2 separate regions of the Mus musculus genome follow, and region 2 is linked to region 1. Evidence: chromatin loops called from intact Hi-C (ENCODE). Cell type or tissue: heart. All regions are shown on one strand. Each heading gives the region's core, and the rest is flanking DNA. Links, peaks and the distances in the headings are about the cores only.

Evidence for each region. A loop is a pair of places that touch in the nucleus more often than their neighbours do. Peaks named below come from ENCODE experiments on the same cell type or tissue, not always from the same donor. Only the 100,000 strongest peaks of a DNase experiment are listed, where the experiment ranks them.
Region 2: a loop joins it to region 1, with 10 times the contacts of the local background. A loop is called at or near these places in 40 of 42 quality-filtered maps.

The regions. Positions count from the first base shown.
Region 1 is chr16:91,076,016-91,084,943 of GRCm38, reverse strand. It overlaps a transcript of 4932438H23Rik not described here. Among named protein-coding and RNA genes, the nearest start is that of 4932438H23Rik, 11 kb to the right of the region's middle. In heart, for the core only: a CTCF peak has its summit at 3,293 (motif pointing left); no DNase peak of the experiment used is centred there; H3K27me3 peaks cover 445 bases.
Region 2 is chr16:91,347,904-91,356,831 of GRCm38, reverse strand. It overlaps the pseudogene Gm24695. Among named protein-coding and RNA genes, the nearest start is that of Ifnar2, 20 kb to the left of the region's middle. In heart, for the core only: a CTCF peak has its summit at 4,559 (motif pointing right); DNase peaks (open chromatin) are centred at 1,982, 3,863, 4,460 and 4,580; H3K27ac peaks cover 1,707 bases; H3K27me3 peaks cover 3,116 bases.

The DNA.
Region 1 (8,928 bases), core at 1,311-6,310:
AGATCTTTGATCGGGTATGCACGTGCCTAAATACCTTCCTGTCTGACTACCTGTCCTTCTGTTAGCCAGTCAAGCCTTTTCTCTTACATAAGCTCTGGCTGCCTGCAGTTATGGCTCAACCGCAAAATCATGGGGACAGGGATGGGACGTAGCTACTCACTCACTCTTAAACCAAGTCTAACCGCATCCCCAGGGCCCTCCAGGAGTTAGTGCCAAGCCCTTTGGCCTTCAGTTTTTGTCCCTGAGGCTTAGGTTCAGGACTGGGACTGCTGGGGTTTGCCTGGTGGGTACTGGGGAGCACCAGACCCCAGATCCATCTCCTGGGGCAGTGGCCCCTCCTTGCTGTGAACTAAAACCAGTTGCTTCTCTAGGATTTCCTAACTGGTACAGCTAAGGCACAGAGAGGAAATGGGAAAATTCGAAGCGACCACAAGCATGCAGCAGACGGAGGGACTTCTCGTTCCTTCTGAGTAACTGCAGCTCTCACAGAGCTGGAGTGGAAATGGCTTTTCAGAGGGATGTGCCTGGAACTGCCCACACCATAGCCTCTCCTAGAACACGGCCATCATTTCCCCCACAGTCTTCGTGCTCCTGACCACCCATCCTTGTTTATTTAACTTCTTAATTATTAGCTTCACCTTCTGTACCCATCCGTCCCAATTACAAAGTCCTCTTATTTATGTGAATTGATGGGGACCCTCCTGAGGACCCCAAATGTCATTTTCTGTTAAAAATCTGGTGAGGAAAAAAATTACAAAATATTCATGCAATTAATTATCTTTTGGTTGATAAAAATCACGTTTTAACATATAGCGATGGGCTAGAGAGATGGTTCAGAGGTTAAGAGCACTGGCTGCTCTTCCAGAGGTCCTAAGTTCAATTCTCAGCAACCACATGGTGGCTCACAACCATCTGTAATGGGATCTGATGCCCTCTTCTGGTATGTCTGAAGACAACAACAGTATGTTTGTGTGTGTGTGTGTGTGTGTGTGTGTGTGTGTGTGTGTAACCAATCCTTTTTAAAAAGCTATGTCGCACGACCCCACATAGTTCAATTTTTAAAAAGCATTACTCCCAAATCAGACCATTTCTGGGTTGTGACGTCCTCTTCGGTAGTGACATTGCACGTGGTTGTGTTTGGATGTTGTTTACTGCTGTGTAGTTTCTGAGATGAGGACTCACTACATCGTACACATGGACCTCAAGCTCATGCCCCCCCCCCCCGCCTCTGCCTGTCAAGGGGCTGGGTTTGTAGGCATGCAGCACTGTGCCCAGACTGACTTCTTAGATTATTATTTAACACACTCCCTTGTTCTGGCCAGAGGTTGATGTCAGAACGTCTTCCCTTATTTGCATCTCCACATCATCTTTTGAAAGAGGTCTTTTCACTGAACCCAAAGCAGTGTGCTGACTTGAGACCCAGCAGGGCCCTCCCGCCTCTGCCCCTCAGTACTGGCTCCGGCTGTTATGCCAGCTTTTAGGTGGGTGCTGGGAGTCTGAATTCAAGTCCTCCTTCCTACACAGTAACCAATTCATCCACAGAGGCATCTCTCCAGCCCCCATGTTCTCTTGGCTTTATTTCTTCATATTTTCCAAATTCTGTGAGAACAAATGAGTTCATAGTAGGGGGAAGTGTTTGATTGATAGGATGACAACAGAAAAACTAATATCTGTGGGGCTTTTTTTTTTTTCTCTCTGTGGTGCTGGGGATCTCGAACCTCAGGTCTTGTGAATGCTAAACAGGGTTTTATCATGGAGCCACACCTCCAAGGCATTTCCTATGTGCTTGGCATTGTAGCAGACACATAGGAGATGTGAGCTCCCTATGGCTATGAGGTAGGGGTTTATTACTGTACTTCTGCTGTACAGATAAAAGAAGCATGCTCTTGGGCAGCTGAGGCAGGAGGATCAGGAATTTGAAGCCAGCCTGGGCTACACAGGCAGACTTTGTGATATAAAGCAAGCAAAAGAACCAAGTTCGAGATACAGAGAAACCCTGTCTCCAAAAAAAAAAAAACAAAAAAACAAAAAAACAAAAAAAAACAAAACCAAGTTCAATGTTAGAGACAGAAATCAAACCAGGCAGTTTCACTCCAGGGCTTACTGATTTGAATACAGTTATTGATGAAGCAGAAATGTTCCTGATAACTAACTAATAATTATGACTAATTTTTCATACTGAGAAAAAAATAGTGCTAAAATGTTAGTTAGTAGTTGTATCTGGGACATGGAATTGGAAGTTATATTTTTCATACTTTTCCAATAACCGTAGATTATCAGAGTAATAAATGAAAATAATGAAACAGACAACAATGTTATGGATTAATTCAGAAAACTAACAACCACATGAAACAGTTTCACTTTTTTTTTTGGTTTTTTGAGACAGGGTTTCTCTGTGTAGCCCTGGCTGTCCTGGAACTCACTTTGTAGACCAGGCTGGCCTCGAACTCAGAAATCTGCCTGCTTCTGCCTCCCGAATGCTGGGGTTAAAGGTGTTTGCCAACACGCCCAGCCTAACATTTTCACTTCTAAATGCCATTTTTGTTGTGATAGGATGATTATACATTGGCTGGCTGTGGTGGCAGGCGCCTGTAGTTCCAACACTTGGAAGCAGAGGTGGGCAGATCTCTAGGTTTCAGGCCAGCCTGGTGGTCTATATGGTGACAGCCAGTGTCACACAGTGAGACCACCTATGTATGTATGTGTGTATATGTATATGTATACACACACATACACAGCAAGATCCCAGCACTCTTCGGAAAGTAGTGCTGTCTCCATAGATTCTGAGTGATGAAGGTGGCCTTGCCAAAGGGATGCTGTGCAAAACTCGATTCTTCCTCTCCTCCATTTGTGTGTTTAAAGGAGAGGCTAGATGGCAGTAAGACCACTGAGAGGTGAACAGTGAGTCCTCACTAAATCTCTCTCAAACCTGCAACAACGATGCATGTCCATCACATTCCAGACTGTTCAAGGTGAATGCATGAAGAAAGAAGGAATGAAAGCACCACTTTCTTTCCTTCTTAGGAAGTTAGAAGGCACCTTCCCTCCGAAGGGCACCTGCTCCCAGGAACGTTCACTGAGTTACTCTCGTTTAAAATTTTATCCTCTACTTATGGCCACTCTCAGCTTCCCTAGTTGTATCTCAGTCACGAGGCTCGGGGACCAACACAGTTTCTCATTTGGCTTCTTGGGTGGAAGCATCTGTCAGGTGCCCTGCATCTCTTTCTAGAGAGCCTGCCTGCCATTTTGCCAGGGAGCCTGCACGGGCAGGTTTGGTTCGCAGAGAAATACTGCCATCTAGTGGGAGAAAGCAGCACTTCGACTACTTCTATTCTCGAGGCTGATATCTCTCTCTCTCTCTCTCTCTCTCTCTCTCTCTCTCTCTCTCTCTCTCTCTCTCTCTCTCTCTCTCTCGCTTGCTCTCTCTCTCGCGCTCTCTCTCTCTGAATTACATTTGGGCTTTTCTAGGAAAGGCATATCTTCTTTCTACTTCAAAGCTTTCATCTCAATGAACCTAAGAAATTGTAACTGGACTAATCTCCTATGAGAATTTTTTAAAACCTAAGCTAGGCAGAGAAGCCAGTCTCCTTTTGATTGCCTTAGGACCAAGATGTAGAACTCTTGGCTCCTCCAGCATCATGTCTGCCTGCACACTGCCAGGCTTCCTGCCATGATGATAATGGACTGAACCTCCAAACCTGTAAGCCAGCCTCAATTAAATGTTGTCCCTTATAAGAGTTGCCTTGGTCATGGTGTCTCTTCACAGCAATAAAACCCCAACTAAGACAGAAGTTGGTACCAGGGACTGGGGTATTGCGTGACAGGCCAACTGTTTATTGGAGGAAATGTGCATTTGGGGACTTTGGAAAGCAGTGGAATGCTTTAACTGGGCGTCTTCATTAGGGCTTCACTGTGAAAAGACACCATGGCCAAGGCAACTCTTAGGCAACATGTAATTGGGACTGGCTTACAGGTTCAGAGGGTCAATCCGTTATCATCAAGGCAGGAGCATGGCAGCGTCTAGGCAGGCATGGTGCAGGAGCTGAGAGTTCTACATCTTGTTCCAAAAGCAAACAGGAGAAGACTGGCTCTCACGTGGCTAGGAGAAGGGTCTCAAAGCTCACCCCCCAACACACACATACACACACACACACACACACACACACAATGACACACTTCCTTCAACAAGGCCACACCCACTCCAACAAGGCCACACCTCCTAATAGTGCCACTCCCTGGGCCAAGCATATTCATACCACCCATTCCACTCCCTAACCCCCATAGGCTTGTTAAAATACACGACTCTATGGGGCCATACCTAAACATTCCATAGTGCAAAGTACATTTAGTCCAACTTCAAAAGTCCCTACAGTCTATAGTGGTCTCAACAATGCTAAAAGTCCAAAGTTCAAATCTGTCCTGAGAGTCAATCACTTAACTGTAATCCCCTATAAAGTCAAAATCAAACGGCAAATCACATACCTCCAACATCATTCAGGATATACATTGCCATTCCAAAACATCATAGTGAGGAAATACTGGACCAATCAAGACCAAACAAAACAGCCTGGCAAACTCCAGTTCTGCCTCTCCCTGTCTGATGTCAAAGCGGCCTTCACATCTCCAACTTCTTTTTCATCTGTGTTGACTGCAGCACACTTCTTTCCCTTGGGCTGTTTCCACTCGCTGTTAGCAGCTTTCCTCAGCAGGTAGCCAGCTCATCAGGCTCTGGCATCTTGAACATCTTGGGGTCTCCGAGGCAACTTCAACTTTACAGCTTCTTGTTCCAGTGTCTGGGATCCACACATGATCTTCTGGGTTCCTCCAAAGGGCCTGCTTCACTTCTCCAGCCCTGCCCTCTGTAGCCTTCTAGGCTCTGGTTGACTCCACTCCATTGTCGCTGCTGTTCTTAGTGATCATCCCATGACACTAGCATTGCCAATATGCTGGGGTCTTCCACTGAAACTAGGCTTCACCAATAGGCTCTCTTCATGGTGCCAAGACTCAACTCCTTTGCATGACCCCTTCAGTCCTGGGCTGTCAACTGCAACTGAGGCTGCACCCTCACCAATGGCCTTCCATAGCCTCTTACAGTGCCGAGCCTCAGCTGCTCTGCGTGACCCCTTCATGCCTTCTAAACCAGCACCACCTGGGTGACTCTTACACATGACCAAGTCCAGCCGCAGCATGAGATACAACCTTGGCCATCTCTGGATCACAGTTTCTCTGTGCTCTCAGAACGCACTTCCCAGAAGACTTCACCTCAGTGGTTTCTTCTTAATCACCGACAATTTCTTAGGTCCAGCTAACCAGCATCAATTGTCCTGACTTTTGTATTTAATCTAAAGCCAGAGCTATGCAGCTGAAGCTGCCGAGTCCTGCTGCGTGCTAGGATGGGAGCATGTCCCCCTTGTTCTATTACACTGTCACTAGCTTTCTGTTTTCCAACTCCTTCACTGCCTTAGCTTGGCTGTCCTGGAACTTGGCCTTGACTTCAGAGATCTGCACTGCTTCGTGTCCTGATTAAAGGTGTGTACCACCAGGCCTGGATTTTAAGCTTTTTCTTCACCTAGGGCTTGCTCTGTTGCAGGGTGGCCTTGATCTCAGAGATCTGCTTGGCGTTGTCTCCTGAATGCTGGGATTAAAGGTGTGTACCACCTCGCCTGGGCCTAAGCTTCTGTTGTCTACTGTTCCTCAAGATCTGGATTCACAGGGATGCCCTCTATTCTTCTGAATTGTAGTTCATTCCAGATTAAAAATCCAAACTCTTCCTTGTTCAACTGCAAATACAAACAATAAGCTTAGCTGGGTGGGCTCTTGCTCTGAGATCACTGCTCCCTAACTCTCTTCTTCTCCTTGAACACAGCTCTACTTCCGTGTGCCCCATTATTATTACTTGAACAATACATTTTGTATTTTTTCTTTATAAGCTTGCTATGCTGGGTCAGAATGCTCTTTGTGAGACTAAACCATAGAACAAAGTCTCTTCTGGGCTTCTCTGAGACTTCCTTTGTCAATGCAATTAATATAAATCTCTTTACCTTAGCCTCAGGTAGACTCTTAAGACAAGGGCAAAAAGCAGCCATATTCTTCACCAAAATACCACAAAAACAGACTCTAGAATTTCAAACTGAAACTCTTCTCTTCTGAAACCTCTTGGGCCAGGTCTGTACAGTTCAAACCACCCTCAGAACCAGTGTCTTCCATATTCCTACTAGGATGGCTCGTTAAGCATACCTAAATCATAATTAGCTACAAAAAGATTAAAAATAAAATACAAAAAATCAAACTTTAAAACTGTGTTGGAAAATATAAAATCCATCTGTCAAACTTCACAGAATGGAAGGACACGGTGGCCGCACAACCTGGGTCCAACCTCGGCTACACAGCTGATTCGCTTCGTGAATTTGAACCAATTACTATCAGTTCTTTGGTTTCCAGTGCTAGAAATTAAAAATAATAATGGTAGGTGTCATGGCTAGTTTTCTATCAACTTGACACAAGCTAGAGCCATCTTAAAAGGAGGGAACTTCAATTGAGAAAAATGCCTCCATACGATCCAGCTGTAGGGCTTTATCTTAATGAAGGGGGAGGGCCCAGACCATTGTGGGCAGAGCCATCCCTGGGCTGGTGGTCCTGAGTTCTATAAAAAAGCAAGCTGAGCAAGCCAGTAAGCAACACCCCTTAATGGCCTCTGCAGCAGCTCCTGCCCCCAGGTTCCTGCTCTCTTTGAGTCCTGTCCTGACTTTCTTCAGTGATGGACAGCAATGTGAAAGTGTAAACTGAATAAACCCTTTCCTCCCCTGAAAGACCCCCGAAGGGAGACCCTCACTCAGACACTCAAGTCCCGGGACAGCCGCGTACCCAAGAAGACACTGAGACCATACATAAAATGTAGAAGGCAAGATTTAATAAAGTAGCAACATGAAAGCACACAGACCAGAGCTCTGGGGTCGAAATAAAGCAGCAACATGAAAGCACAGAGCTCTGGGGTCGAAACTCATACACCTAGTGGCACCTAGTGGTGTAGAGGAGAATCGACGACCAGCCAAAATTTTTCACAGGCTTATATAGTAAAACTCAAAGTGGGGAGAACTGGGCAGGGAAAGTACAAGTTTACATCACTATGGAGTTCTGCCAAAGGAATCTACGTAACTAAGGAGTCATGTCCTATCAAGGAATCTACGTAACTAAGGAGTCATGTCCTATCATTTGGCAATGTACCCGGTTCATTTTGAGGTTGTTCCAGGAGGCCTTTATCTCAAAAATGTTCTTGGAACAGTTTTTTCGAACTTTAGGGTGAGGAGTTTTGGGGTGAAAAGTTTAGGAGTGTTCCGAGAACAACCTCTAGATGGGAGGGGTCGGGGCTCTGGGGTGAAGAAGAGTTCAGTAAAAATTTTTATTCTTCACCCCAACTTGCTTTTTGGTTGTGGTGTTTCATCATAGTGATAAAAACCCTAAGACAACAAGTATTTGAGAGAAATTCACAAACAGCATACGTGAAGTGCTTAAATTCGTACCCGACTCTTAGCAAGTCCTGTGGGGTTCTGTCATTTCATCAGTAAGAGAAGCTGACCTGTGATAGTAAGTCTACCCTGGCTGCAGTGGGTGGGGATCCTTAGGGTGGTGGACATTGTCTAAAACGTTCAATAATTCTAGGAACCAAGGGGAGAAAATGATGTCCCACGTTAGAGGATGCAGAGAAGAAAAACATCAGAGAAAATATAACTGACAAGTTAAGGGTCCACATTCCCTTCTATCAGAACTCAAGCTGGGCACGTGGTGTGTGCCTTTACTCCGACACTCAGGATTCAGAGGCAGGGCAGGCAGATCTCTGTGTGTTTGAAGCCAGTTGAGATTACCTAGAGAGACCCTATCTCAAAAACAAAAGTAAAAATCACCCATCTGCAACTAATGGGTGATTTAGTTTAATCATTTTATCTATGTATGCATATTCTACTAACTCCTAAGTCTCCACCGACAGTGTATAGGACTGGGTTCTTGTCTCTGCTTTCATAAGCAGAGATGTACGTTGCTTTGTGGGTAGCCAGGAAATACCAGTTGATCAGGGAGAAGGCGGGGTCTCATGGTATACCCCTGGCGGACCTAGGACTCACTAAGTAGACCAGGGTGGCCTTGAACTCACTAAGATCTACATGCCTTTGCCTCGTGAGCCCACACACCAGGCCCACGCTTGCCTTTATACACAGGCACAGGGTATCAAACTCAGATTCTCCTGCGTGTATAACTCTCACCAGAGCTGCCTCCCTGCCTCCCGGCCTCCCGGCTCCTTGACTGGTCATTCGTCTTTCATGAGTTTTCATGGACGTTGTAGTTTTTGAAATTTCGTGCTTTAATTCCATAGTACTTTGTCTTCGTATTTTCCTGAGTGACAGCAGCTTGGGGTTGTTGCTCCTCTTCCATAGCAGATGACACTTCTGCGGAGGCATCTTCTTTTACAAGGAGGATGTGGTTTCCTCGGCAGTTTTGCCACCTGATGGCGCTCTTTCCTCAACAGGACATCAACTTCCTCTTGACTTTACCAGCCAGTTCCAAAAGGTTGCAGCAGCTCCTGCTTTTGCAACTGCCATTTCACATGTGGAAGGGTCAGGGTGTCTGGGTCCTGTGGATGCTGACCCTGGATCCCACCTCCAGTGAGTCACTGAACAACAGTGCTGAGCTCTTTCAGCCACCTAAAGCCTGGAGGCTTGCCTGTGTGTGGAAAATGACTACTAGTCGTAAAAACAATGACACTTGCTGCCTGCAGGTGTAAAATCGCCACCTTGGATAAGTCATAAAAACAATGACACTTGCAGGAAATGTCCTCCAGGGTTTGCTATTTTCTTTCTTGGCAAAAAATTTTCTTAAATTGTTATTATTATATATTAATTATAGGCAGTCATGGTTTTTATTATTTTTTTGGTTTTT
Region 2 (8,928 bases), core at 1,705-6,704, 270 kb before region 1:
TAGGTGGGTAAGGATTTGGTGGTGACAAACAGAAACAAACACAGAGGCAGTTTGAATCTGTGTATTCTGCAGCTCTCAAGCAGGGGGTTTTATACATTAAAAAAACCAAACATTACATCTCTTAGAAACTATATCCAGTGAGACAATCACAGATACCAACAAAAATCATTTGGCACAGTAAAGCACAAAAATTATCCAAGCATTACAACTTTGAAACTATGTATTCAGTGAATCACAAACAGAACAGGTAACATCATTATAAATCATCAAAATATAACAATTCTAAAAGGATGTATTCAGTGGGGACTGTCGTCCAAGGCTAGTGGCATATTTCCAGGAGCAGGTTAATAAATCTTTAACAGTCAGTGCTCTTAACCACTGAACTAACTCTCCAGCCCCATGGTCAATTATTATTTAACATCTAGTGCCCGATTTTCTTATAAATCAACTATTTTAATTCTTTCTAATTAAGGCTTTCTTTACCATATACCAAAATCCACCTCCGATGACACACGTGTAGCCATATGAAATTTTATTGTTGGGAAAGGTTTTTTGTTTTTGTTTTTGCTTTTTCGAGACAGGGTTTCTCTGTATAGCCCTGGCTGTCCTGGAACTCACTTTGTAGACCAGGCTGGCCTCGAACTCAGAAATCTGCCTGCCTCTGCCTCCTGAGTGCTGGGATTGAAGGTGTGTGCCATCACGCCTGGCTGTTGGGAAAGTTTTTATCTATTGTAATAGCTTTGTAAATGATTTTGAAAGTAAAGTGTTGGTTTCCCTGGGGATAAGGTAATGTTAGTGACCCCATCTCTAGGGATGGTTTCTTACCCACTATTCTCGCTTAAGATCTTAGCCTAGGCTACCAGGAACATGTAAATAAGAGAAGGAATAAGAGAAAATAAAACAGAGATATTGCCATGAGAACTATGGCTCAATATTTTTTTCTCCAGAGAAGAGTTCCACAGCCGGTTTCAGGAAGCCTCCCTTTTTTGAGGTCAATCGCCTCAGTCTGTGTAACTTGTCGCACAGATTCTACTGGAGGCGGTGTGGCAGATCCAGTTAAACACCTCGTCTGCTTTCAAGGAAATGTGTAGCAGGGTGAATCTGTGGTCTCAAATGTGGAAGCCCCTTCTGAGGGCACCCCACTGAGAATGGTGCTTGGCAGATTTTGATCCTGACACCAGAACCACTCAGTGTGTGGCCGCAGCTTCTTAGCCCTTATTTTACGTACGACAGTAACTACATCGATGCTCTGTTGTCCTAGCCCTCTACAGGTTAGACACTGCAAGATGGAGGCGAAGGAAAGAAGGAAGAGAAATGGCCAGTGGTGTAGAGACACATGGGTGGCTTCTCAGCAGGCCATGCAAACTGAATACCACCGTTACTGGGCCTGAGAAGGGACTTCCCGTTGTGGTCAGGGCCGGCTTCGCCGTCTCTGAAGAGGGCTTGCTGCTGCCCTCTCCGTGTTCCCTGTAGATGGTTCTGCTTTCTCCTCTGTTTTACCCGTGGTGGTTGCTGTGGTGTGACCAGGGAGTCTCTCTTCCCTTCTTTCTTCTCATTCCGTCTCCGCTTCTGAGAGACCACAGAGCTGACACACCACTTCTGATGATGTGCACAACAGGCTAACCATGGCGAAAAGTTTCTTCCCGAGATCTGGAATTAGCTGCCATTTAGCCATTGTCCAGCCTTGAGCAACGTTTCTCTGTGAGTATAAAAATGCTTGCAATTCAGACATTGATCACTCCATGCAATATATCGTCACGGTGTTGTCATAATTGCCACCAGCACCATCATTTTGAGACATGTCCCATGTAGCCTGGAATGGCCTGCAGGTATCTATGTAGCCAAACTGGCCTTAAACTTCGGATCCTCCTGACTCACCTACTGAGTGCTGGGATTGCAGCAGTGTGCCACCCGCCACTCTTGGTCTGTGTGGAGCTGGGGATTGAAGGCAAGGTTCACACTTGCCAGGCAAACACTTAATGCACAGAGCCTCATCTCGGGGCTTATGCAACGTTATTATTTTTGTCCTCTGGCACCTGACTTGTGGTTCACATGTAATATCTTAACTTCTCCTTCCTCAAAGAGTCAAGTCATCCTGGAGCCTTGTTCAAGCTGGTCTTTTCCTGTCTCTACAAAGGTCTCCAGCACTTCCCCATTGTGAGCAGTCTCTCTGAGAGAGCTTTGTCCCAGAATAACTTAGCTATTGTCTCTGATGTGTCTACACTCTAAATTTATGAAGTCCCTGTTTTATGTGTGTAGAATGAATATATATGTATATGTATGTATGTGTGCGCGTATATATACACACACATATATACATACATACATATATAAAGACACACACACACACACACACACACACACACACACACACACCCCTCAGGGTTTCTATTGCTGTAATAAAACCATGAAGAACAGCAACCTGGGGAGACAGGGTTTGTTTTAGCTTTCAGTTCCACATTACAGTCCATTCCTAAGCAAAGTCAAGACAGGATCTCACACAAGGCAGGAGCTGGTGTGGAGGCCATGGTGGGTGCTGCTTACTGGCTTGCTCCTTGTAGCTTGTTCAGCCTGCTTTCTTATATGTTATAGGATGACTGGTCTGGCGTGGCACTGCCCCTGAACCACTCACATCTATCATCAACCAAGAAGATGCACCACAGGCTTGCCTCCAGGTCAATCTGGTGGGGACCTTTTCTCAGTTGAGGTTTCCTCCTACAAAATTACTCTCAAGCTGATATAAAATTAGCCCCCCCCCCCTATATGTTTACACTAAAGCATATGTTCAATGGGATAGTTCAGCCAGGCAAACCTTCCCTCCTTAAGTCCCCTGGGTCACACTGTTTCATCGCTGCAATAGAAACTGTATCCATGACACCCACCTGTGCTGGAATTGTGGCTGTCTTGCTCTTACACAGGTCCTGTAACAGGCACCTGCAGCTGCTACGAGTTCATGAGTCTGACAGCCGTGCCAGGGCTAGATGACAGCATTTCACAGTTCTTCTCCTCCACCTCCAGCTCTTGCGGTCTTTCTAGCTTCTCTTTTGAGATGTTCCCCGAACCCTGGTGTGTGTAGGGGGTGTGGGTCTAAGGATCTCATTTAAGGCTAAACACCCAGTTGATTATTCTCAGTACTTGGAGCCATCCTGCATTTCTCCATTGACTGCTGCTGCAAAAAGAAGTTTCTCTGACCAAGGTGGAGAGCATTATCGAGTGTATGGCTATAAACATAAATATTCAGAAGGTGATCTTACAATATGAACATTTAGTAAAATAACAATACTAGGCTCCACTCTATGACCTCTCTAGCCCTGGACCTCTGGCCAGCATTACAGTAACAGACATGGGATTCCATTCTGTGAAACAGGCCTTAAGTGCACTCAGGGAGTAGTTGGCTCCCACATTAGAGGCTTGCTGTTATCGCAGCAGTGAGCACGTCTTGCTTGGCAGGTTGCTACAGCAGCATGCTGGGTCCAGCACCATGCTTTCTTCATATGTGCGTGCATGCATGCGTGCGTGTGCATGTGTATGTGTGTGTTATTTACGTTCCAGAATTATGTAAAATGGAATGGAGGAATCAAAGAACAGAAGCCCCCATTTCTTTCCCAGGTTACCTAAGTGTGTGTGGTCATGAATGTGAAACAGACCTCCTAAGCCCCTCCAACACGGACAAGAGATGCTTGCTGCCTTCTTTCCTCACTGATGAGCGGGAAACGATGTCATTTCCCCCACGGAGCCCATGTGCTTCCTTTCCTAACCAACCAGGTCTATGAGTTTGGGGTATCATTGAAGGGGGAGTTATATGTGTTCTCTGTGCAGAAGGAGTCATCCCTCCATTTCAGCGGCACCTAGTTACAAACCCTTACATCATACAGCATTAGCCAGTGACTCAGGGTGTGGCTGCTGAGCATGGCTGGCAAAGATAAGGCTGTTTTCAGTGCGTAGATCTTACTTCAGAGCAAAGCCCTGGCCGTTTTGGCTGCTCCTGTCCTGTCTGTGGAGGAGGGACATCTATCTACAGGAGGCGTGTGCAAGCTTGAGTCAGCTCTACTCAGTCTGGGCCTGTGTGCCAGGTTTCTATTATTGTAAAGCGTGGAAAGTCACTCCCAAGGAATGCTGTAATATTTTAATAAAACAATTTTGTGTAGCTTTGGACTGGTTCTGTGGCCATAATTAACAGCGCCAGCAGAAGTAACTTGGTGAGGGAATGTTTATTTGGTTTATAGGATACACCCCATCATCGGGGGTTCCCAAGGCAGATGCTCGAGGCAGGGATGAAGCTGGGGTCAGGAACATGGCATAAGCCATGGTGGAGCTTACTGGCTTGCTCAGTCTGCTTTCTTACACAACCCAGGACCACCAGCCCAGGGGTGGTCAGCTATCACTCACTTGACCCTCCCATATCAGTTATCGATTAAAGTTTTAGAAATGTTCCTATAGACTTGTCTGCAGACCAGTATGATGCAAACAATTCCTCAGTTGGGGTTCCCTCTTCTCAATGGTTGTCTTGTGTCATGTAGACAAAAGCTACTGCGATGTTAGATTTTTCCATGGGCAGATGTTATGACCTCTATAGCCAGAAGGTGGCGCCATTTCTCAAGGAAAAGGGTGGAAGCCAGAAAACCTGCCGGGAGGATGTTGACTTGTTGTGTCTGCAACAGGTGATGGTGGAGCGGAGCGAGACACAGAGATTAAAAGGCACAAATGAAACACCCTTGCACAAAGTCATACGACAGGTTCCCAGCAGAGGCAAAGCTAGACATAGGAGTCCTGGTGCATACATTTTCTGCACACATAAAATTTCCCTACCGTGACAGTTTATTCTGATCCTAAATTCTCTCTCTCTCTCTCTCTCTCTCTCTCTCTCTCTCTCTCTCTCTCTCTCTCTGTCTCTGTCTGTCTCTCTGTCGATCTCTCTCTCTCTCTCACACACACACACACCAACCAAACAACTTGGAAACAGAGTGGATCATCTGACACACTGGTGATATTTCAAAATAATTAAGTTGTTGAACTTCTTGCCTCTAAGTCTCAATTACAAGCCAGGTTCAAGCCACACTTATTAGAATTTTAATATATTTGTGATTAAATGGGTAATCTATATATTTTCACACATTTGAACGAGGGAAAAGTCACCACTATGGATGGTATGAAACACTATATTGTTGTCCTTAAAGTGTAGGTCAAGTCAAAATAGTTAAAATCTCTGTGTAACTACTCACACATAAGGTAGCATACGGGCTTTGGAAGGGGCCCCCAGGTAGCAGGCCTGGTGATAGAAATGGCCCTAAGGCCCTGAGACCTCTGCTATTCACACAGTGAACCCCACTAGGAACTGACAGTACAACTGTATAGACATGAGCAGAATCTGAGCTCCACCTCTTTTATGGGGTATTTACTCCGACGTACTTGTTAGGTTTTGGTCAGCTTGACACCAGCTGGAGTCAACTGGGAAGAGGGCACCTCAGACAACACCTCTGCCACATGGACCTATGAATGAGTCTGTGGGGTATTTTCTTAACTAGTGATCAATGTGGGAGGGCACAGCTCATTGTGGGTGCTGTAGCCCTATGCAGGCGGTCCTGGGTTCTATAGGAAAGCAGGCTAAGAAAGCGACAGGAAGCAAGCCAGCAAGCAGCACCCTCCACGGCCTCTGCATCAGCTCCCGCTCCAGATCCCTGCCTCCAGTTCCGGCCCTAGCTCCCCTCAGCGACTCTGGCTTTAACTCACTGCATGTTACTGAGGTCACCGCAAACGCCGTCCCCCCCCCCCCCCCCCGCAATGGCACACTACAAACACCAGTGGTACCTAAAGCAAGAGGTGACTGCAAACAAGGTGCCCCAATGGGAGGCTGTTTCAGCTGGCTTTAGGGATCCAGTGTCCTCTTTGACATCTGGGGACCTCCTTCTGTGGCACTGGTGGCAGTGGAGGTCACCAGCCTGTTGTCCCTGCAGCAAAAGTGTGACCCATTTTTTTTTCTTTAGGGTAAGAAAATAACTTCTGCAGAAAAAAAATACGAGTCAACACTGTGTTCATAGCGTCAGACAGTTCTTCTCTGGCCTGGGGTGTGCCTCACAGCTGTAATCCCAGCACTCGAGTCGCCTTGTCAAAGGGACACCCTGACTTCCATGCTAACCTAGGCTATGCAGTGAGCTCCAGGGCAGCCTGATTTACAGAGAGATCTTGCCAAAACCACAAAACTAATCAACAACAACAACAACAACAGCATCCTACCACACCCCTAAGCAAACAACACACACACAAACCACCACACCCCCATTTTAGTTTTGAAACTGTTTATTTTTCATTATTTAAAAATTTTTTTCTCTTTATCAAAGAATAATTGGCAAAAATTACATATCCTGCAGGTATAGCAATGTGCACGTGCACATAGCAAATCCATCCAATTCACAAAGACATCACCCCACGAGTTACCATTTTATCTTTTATGTGAAAATTTTTTTGGGGGGATGGGGTTTTCTTGAGATACACTTTCTCAGCAAGCTTCAAGACAGAACACACTCTTTTTACCTGGAGTCGCTGTGCTGTTAACAAGTCTCAAGATGAAACAGTTTCAAATACATCCATCCTAAAACATCCCGGCCACCGACAACTTTATTCCCAGGCAACTAGCCACGCACTTTATCTTTGTTTCTTGGGACTAATTTTCTGTAAAAAGCAAGACAGACTTTTGGAGGGCACATTAGGTCACTACATAAATTCAGTCAAAGCTCAGACAGAGGCTTTGGGGCTGCCTTTCTGCTCTGCTCTGGTTCAATAGAAGTACGTTTGCTCAACTTGTGGGGTCAACATTTTAAAGACTATTTTGAAAATCTGGGCAATAAAACAAATGACAGTGTATGTTGTACTTGCATTTCTTAGTCCTACATATGCTCTTGTTCATTAGTTATGATTCATATTTATCTTACAGATGCACTGCCTTAGAAACCCCAGACTACATATGCTCTTGTTCATTAGTTATGATTCATATTTATCTTACAGATGCACTGCCTTAGAAACCCCAGACAATAATAAAGTAAATTGCTTAGCTTTGGGCAGTGTCAGTACCTTAGCCAATGAGGTTTATCCGAGGTGCGATTATTGCTAATTGAAAACTTTTCCCAGTAAGGTAAAATGCTCAACAACGATACTAGTAAGGAATCATATTAATAATTCCTCCTTTCAAAGTACTAACTAGCAAGAAACCAAAGCAGCTGTATTGAGTATCTCCATAAGAGATGTGAAGAAGAACTTGAAAGAGCTGGGCAGGAAAGTGAATTCTTTAAGCATAAAATATAAAGGTGAATGCTAATGGGGACATTATGTTTTGTTTGCTTACTGAGTTTCCCCTTTAAGATACAAGGGGGATTATGTGTGTGATTTACATGTGAGGGATAGAAGAAGCCTGCCATTTTTTTTTTTAAGCAGCTGTATTTAAAAAAAAATCTGGTTGCAATTCTTGTAACCAAACCTAACTGTGCACTCCACTGCAGATTTTTGGCATGGAGATAAGCCAGAGAAAATAAAAGTTGGAGGCTGCAAAACACAGGGCTGGTTACTGTCCACCTTACAGCTTTTCTTTTTCTTATACATCTTTAAAAACAGACCACTTTTTTTTTTGGGTGGGGGGGGGAGGGAGGTTGGTTTGGGTTTTAAAATTATCATGAGGGAGGGGGAACCAGAGTGGAGAGGAAGAGAACAGAGCTTTCGAAAGGACCTGGCCTTGACGCCAAAGCCCCTCACAAAGAACTTCGGGGAGCGCAGGAAACAGAATTGAAAATTTGTCTCAAGCAGTTTTTAATCATGCCAGGGAATCAACCGGGATTCCTTGGAAGCTTCATCAGCAGAAATGCACATTTGTGTGTGTGTGTGTGTGCGTGCGTGCGTGCGTGCGTGCGTGCGTGCGTGCGTGCATGCGTGCGTGTGTGTGTGTGTGTGTGTGTGTGTGTGTGTGCGCGCGCGCGCGTGACTTTAAAACACCCTTCCTAGAGACTTAAGCCTGGGTGGGGTTAGCATTTCTCTTTCAGCTGTGACTGATCTCAGCACACGTTTGGAACTTTTGTCTCCAACACGTGTGAACTTTGAGGCCTACATTAGCACTCTTCCCTCTCTGGTTTGAGTGCAAATGAAAGCAGTCAAGCTTGAAACCACCTCAGAAGGCAGAATGGAGCTGACAGCTGAAATCGGTCCGTGAGATTGCTTAAGGCCCAAACCAGCTTGAAAACCAACGTGTCCCCCCGCCCCTTACACCCCTCCACCCCCCCATCGCTTTTCTACCATCTCCGAAAACCATGGGAACGTAAGACACCAGGTAACAAATACGCTCAGGCTTCGCGTTCAGTTTCCAGGGTGGGGACTGGAGCCAGCCCGAAAACAATAAGAACAAAAATAGCTGTGCGCTGCGGCAGGGCGCGTAACCATATTGTACTCAACGGGAGGTTATTAATTTCACAGTTTTCATAGATAAGTTTAAACATAGGAACATGTCACAAATAAGCCCCGATCTCAGGGAGGCTACCCCCAGCTGGGATTTCACAGTCTGCAGTTTTTAAATTCAGCCGAGTCCCCAAGGGCCAATCAATATTGGTGACAATTATTCTTAGCACAGGGCCCAAATGCAGTGGGTGTGTTTTTGTCCCTGGTATCAAGGTGGGATTGTGTGATAGAGAAATAAGCAAATTCCCCAGGGGCTGTCGGTGGCTCCCGACAGCTGCGGCGAGTCCGCTGTGGGTCTCTCTGGCCTGTTTCTCCAGAATAGGCCCATAATGACCCCATTATTTTAACCCTTAAACATGAGCAACGTTTGATAGCTAGCTAGCAAAAGCCTAGTGTCAGACAAAGAGCACGGGGAAATGCATAAACAAACCAGATCATCTCGACGCAGCTGCAGGGAGCACTGCACACACAGGGAGCACTGCACACACGCAG